Linked DNA regions of Homo sapiens: region 2 is linked to region 1. Evidence: chromatin loops called from intact Hi-C (ENCODE). Cell type or tissue: ovary. All regions are shown on one strand.

Region 1 (2,500 bases):
AAAGATCAGAGCAAGAGTCCCTGAAATGGAGTCGGGTCTCCCCAAGGGGAAGCGGGGAGAGCTCTTTGGCCAACCTGAGTTCCTACTAAGGTGCAACGGGTCAGAAGTCAGGAGGGTCCTTCTCAGGCCTGGTTGAAGAAGGGTACAGAGGTCGTGCTGGCTGCTCAGCCGGGAGCTTTCCCAGAACGAGACTAAAGCACTGGTGCCCTCCCAGGAGGACTAAATGCCGGTGTCCTCCATATGCCATGTTTATCAGGAGCTGAGGGTGGGCCCCCTAATGACCCTCACAAAAGCAGGCTGGAGGCTCTGCTCTGAGCTGCCCAAGTCTGTCTCAAGCAGCTGCTGCTGAGGTTGCAACAGGGCTCAACCATGGCTTTTCCACTCTGGGAAAATCTCACATTGGAGCAGCAGGAGCTGCAAATGAGATGGAGCCAAGGCTATGGTTGAGTGAAGGAAGTGCAGGCTGGCCTGTGGTAGCTTTCTGCCATAGGGCAAAGGTGGCTCTATCTGTGAGTCTTTCTGGTCATGTAGGCCCATCCTCTAGCCTTCTTAGGAGGCTCATCTTCTACTTTCAGCGCCATGGCACCAACGGGAGGCCTAGGGTCAGGGTCTGCTCATTTCTTGGTCCGGCTATGCAGCCCCTCTAGCCCTGGGAGGTTATCGGAGAGTGGAGAGGTGTTGATGAGAGGATTCTGGCATGTGGAAGGACAGGGTGGAAGAAATCCTGGATGCCTCTGAGGTCCCAGGTTTCTGGTATACCCTCTGGCTGGACCATGGGGAGACAGGGCAAAAAAGGAAGGAGGGGTGCCCACAGCCTGCTCTAGCTCTGCACTGGGGCTTGGCTCAGCATGGGAGAGACCAGAGACAGCAAGAGGCTGCGTGAAGGAAGCACAGCCAGCTCACTATGGTCTAAGGAGAGAACAGGGATTGGCCTCAGTTTTAACCACCGTGCCCTTTGCTCACCAGGGCTCTGGGGCCGGCCAGGTCAGCCAGTTGGTGGGATTCCAGCCTCAGGGTGGCCGAGCTGCAGGTGCAGCACCCGGCCTCCAGGTGGCGCCAATCTGCTTACTTTGAGGTGGCCTCTTGACAAGCAGCTGAGCTGCACGCAGTCCCTCAGCCTGCCGAGGTCCTGGGAGCAGGGATCAAGGTGGTCCCCGTAAACCTGACAGTAAACCTGACAGAGGCTGCAGGAGTGCATTTCCACCCAGGGTGCACTCAGCGAGTGGAACTCCACACCCGTTTCTTTGGAGTCAAGGCGCGACCTCTCAGGGAGGAGACTGCTCCTGGTTGCCCACTGCCGGGTCATCCCAGCTTGCAGTGGAACCCTCCGCAGCCTGGCCTCTTCCAGGGTAGCCCCTCACTCCCCTCTCTCTTGTCCTAGGATAAGGCCGAGGAGGGCTGACGAGTTCCAGCTCTGGGGATGCCCTATCAGCTGTGTCACCTTGAACAAATCATTTCTCCTCTTGGGTCTCTGTTTCCTCCAGTGTGAAACGTGGTGAAGGCATGAGGGGCTATGAGAGCCCCAAGGCCTCTTTCAGAGATCTCCTCTGGGTCCCATGTGACCCCGTGGCTATCCCCAAAGGCAAGAGGGTCCCCAGCCCTGCAGCCAAGGCCCTGGGACACCCTTTCTAAACAAGTGCAGGTCTCTGACGGGCTGAGCTTTGCTCGCTTGGGTTTCTTTGCTTTTTTCCTTTTTTTATCTTTCCTGAATGAAATTCCTGCCAGCTCCGAAGGAAGGAGGGAAGGGAGCTAGCCGCAGCGTAGAAAGTTTCCTTGACTCCTCCTCCGGCTGGGTCTCCCTCCCTTGCCAAGCCCAGCCTGTGAAACTGAATAACGAAGATCACTCAACAATGCCTGCTCCTCTCTGACTGCACCGCCCCGCCGCCGACGCCCAGTAGAGCCCCCGGGGCGGTCCCCACCGACGGCGCAGCCCGCCGGGACCGGGAGAAAGCAGCTGCGGACACCGCGCCCGTGCGTCTGCGCGCCTGGCCGCCAGGTGACCCAGCAGCCCGGCCGCCGAGATGCCCAACCCGCCCAGGCTCCGGGCGCTGTGACTTCGCGCCGCTGTGTGCGCCTCCCCGAGCGCCGGCTGCGCCCCCCAGCCCGGCCCGGGGCCTACCGCCTGCCCGGCCCCCTGCCACTGCCAGGAGGACGGCATCATGCTGTCTGCCGACTGCTCTTGAGCTTGGGCTGTCCGCCATACCGGGGGACCTGGATCCCCTGACGGCTTACCTGTGAGTACTGCCCGCCTGTCTCCACCTGGTACTGCGGGCTGCTGGCTTGCACCCAGTCCTGGCCTCAGCAGGACACCTGCTTGCTTGGTGCCCTGGGGCGTGGGCATCCCGGAGAGGGTTCACCCCCTTCCAAGTTGACCGTTGCGGGACTGGGGAGGGGAGAAGAGTCTGAGACTAAATATCAGGCGAGCAGGGAGACCAGGCTTCCCTGACTTGGCTTCCCCATTGGCCTCCGTGCTTGTGGGCTGACTGCGGGAGCCCAGGTT
Region 2 (2,500 bases), 510 kb after region 1:
GGCATCTCTGTACCTGATGAAAACCTCATGTCTCCCTGGGGATTGTGGGACACACACAGTAACAACGTGGTTTAGGCCAGGTGAGGTGGCTCACACCTGTTATCCCAGCACTTTGGGAGGCCAAGGCAGGTGGATCATGAGGTCAGGAGTTCGAGACTAGCCTGGCCAACATAGTGAAACCCCGTCTCTACTAAAAATACAAAAATTAGCCAGGCATGGTGGCACGTGCCTACAGTCCCAGCTACTCGGGAGGCTGAAGCAGGAGAATTGCTTGAACCCTAGAGACGGAGGTTGTGGTGAGCCGAGATCGTGCTACTGCACTCCAGCCTGGGCAACAGAGCAAGACTCTGTCTCAAAAAAAAAAAAAAAAAGGCGGGCACGGTGGCTCACACCTGTAATCCCAGCACTTTGGGAGGCCTAAGTGGGCAGATCATGAGGTCAAGAGATCAAGACCATCTTGGCCAACATGGTGAAACCCCATCTCTACTAAAAATACAAAAAATTAGCTGGGCGTGGTGGCATGCACCTGTAATCCCAGCTACTCGGGAGGCGTAGGCAGGAGAATTGCTTGAACCAGAGAGGCAGAGGAGGTTGCAGTGAGCCCAGATTGTGCGCCACTGCACTACCGCCTGGCGAAGGAGCAAGACTCCATCTCAAAAAAAAAAACAAAAACAAAAACAAAAAATAACTTGGTTTATGTAGGGGGTAGCTTCACGCCTTATGGTATCGGCTCAAACTCTGGAGAGGCTGGAGACTGCAGTCAGCCACACCGATGGTCAGCCATGTCGATGTGCCTGAGCCCCAGTGAAAACTCTGGACAACAATGCCTGGTGAGCTTCCTGGTGGGCACACTCCATATGGGAGAGTGAATACTGCCCACACCACCCCTGAGGAGAGGACCCAGAAGCTCATGCCAGGTCTCTCCTGGACCCCACCCCTGCACCTCTCCCCTTGGCTGGTCCCATCTTTATCCTTTTCCTGCAATAAAACATAACCATAAGTAAAACAGTGAGTTATGTTGGTCCTTCTAGCGTATTATCAATCCTGAGGGTGGTCTTGGGGATGGTCCCCTAATTCCACAACACCCTTAGCCCAGGAACTTGAAGAGGAGGGGGCTGCAGGCTCTACCTTCTCTCACATCTAGGCCCTTCCCAGTCCCCAGTGCACCAATATTTCCCCAGCACCAGATCTGCTGGAACCCGTGGTGTGGACAGAACCAAACAAGCCTGGGCTCCAGGCACCCCAGGGACAGGCTTTCCTCCTTTAACATAATGAGCCTTACTCCAAGTCTGGTTTTTATCACTGTGGTGTGATAAACCTCCCACGGTTGTTATGAAATGGCAGGCTGAGCAGCAGAGCAGTTGCAGACAGCACCCTGGAGCCGGGCTCAGACTGCATTCACCGAGAGGAAGAACTGGAGCCTAGCCACTGTCCTGTGGCGTTCCCGCCTCCCCAGCCTTTCCTGCAGTGTGAAGCCCATTCCTCCCTGCCCCAGCCAGAGACTGCAGACCCAGAGAATGGTTTGCTTTCATTTTCCAAATCAAATCAGGAAAAAATTTTATACTGGCTAATTCCACACCCTCATTGCCTGGCTGTGCTCCGGGCAGAGGCATTTCCACCCTCAACTCACGAAATTTATCTCTTTGATCACTGACTGAAAAAAAAGGTTTGACCTGATTCCTGTCATAAGGCCACCAGCAAGTGCAGAAAAGGGAGTGGGTGGGGATGGAGGAGAAAGGGAGAGGCGAAGGGATGGGAGGGGATTGGGGAAGGACAACATGAGGATGGGGAAGGTGATGCCACAGAAGGCCCTTGGATTCCCTGTTCCTCAGAAGGACACAGACCTAGCCTAGACTCCGGTTGGGGACAGCTCCCTGGGCTGCAGACCCTCCTGGGCCAGGCCCTCCCTCCTGAAGCTCAGGTCACCTCAGTTTCCTTTTGCCTCTCCCAGGCCTCTGGGAACCCTTCCCGTTCCTAAGTCTGCCCCAGACCCTCCACCTCCAGCTCCTCCCTCATGTTGTTTTCTGTGGTATTAATTTGTTCTTTTTTGTTCGTTTGTTTGAGACGGAGTCTCACTCTGTCACCTGGGGTTGGAGTACAGTGGCGTGATCTCAGCTAACTGAAATCTCTGCCTCCCGGGTTCCAGCGATTCTCCTGCCTCAACTTCCCAAGTAGCTGGGATTACAGGTGCCCGCCACTACGCCCAGCTAATTTTTGTACATATATATATTTTGTTTGTTTGTTTGTTTTAGTAGAGAAGGTGTTTCACCATGTTGGTCACGCTGGTCTCGAACTCCTGACCTCAGGTGACCTGCCTGCCTCAGCTTCCCAAAGTGCTGGGATTACAGGCGAGAGCCACCGCACCTGCCTTTACTGGTTCTTCATCACATATTCTGTGCAGTGCTGTGGTTTTCTGATACAGAGAATTGTATCCATGAGCTCCCAGGATTTCTATCCCTGATAATGAAGTTTCTGGCAAAAGAATTACTGAAAACTGGCT

Evidence for each region. A loop is a pair of places that touch in the nucleus more often than their neighbours do. Peaks named below come from ENCODE experiments on the same cell type or tissue, not always from the same donor. Only the 100,000 strongest peaks of a DNase experiment are listed, where the experiment ranks them.
Region 2: it touches region 1 in a loop (5-fold over the local background); 6 of 110 quality-filtered maps call a loop at or near these places.

The regions. Positions count from the first base shown.
Region 1 is chr9:92,139,417-92,141,916 of GRCh38, forward strand. LINC00475 (long intergenic non-protein coding RNA 475) reads left to right here and starts at 2,051. Exons shown (of 4, transcript NR_027341.1): 1 at 2,051-2,234. RefSeq lists enhancers at 598-1,177, 1,757-2,336, 2,337-2,500 and a silencer at 1,901-2,080. In ovary, CTCF peaks have their summits at 1,047 (motif pointing right) and 2,000; a DNase peak (open chromatin) is centred at 1,055; H3K4me3 peaks cover 1,188 bases; H3K27ac peaks cover 1,043 bases.
Region 2 is chr9:92,649,672-92,652,171 of GRCh38, forward strand. The region is part of intron 4 of IPPK (inositol-pentakisphosphate 2-kinase); the gene reads right to left. Among named protein-coding and RNA genes, the nearest start is that of IPPK, 19 kb to the right of the region's middle. In ovary, no CTCF peak of the experiment used is centred here; a DNase peak (open chromatin) is centred at 1,390; H3K27ac peaks cover 1,341 bases.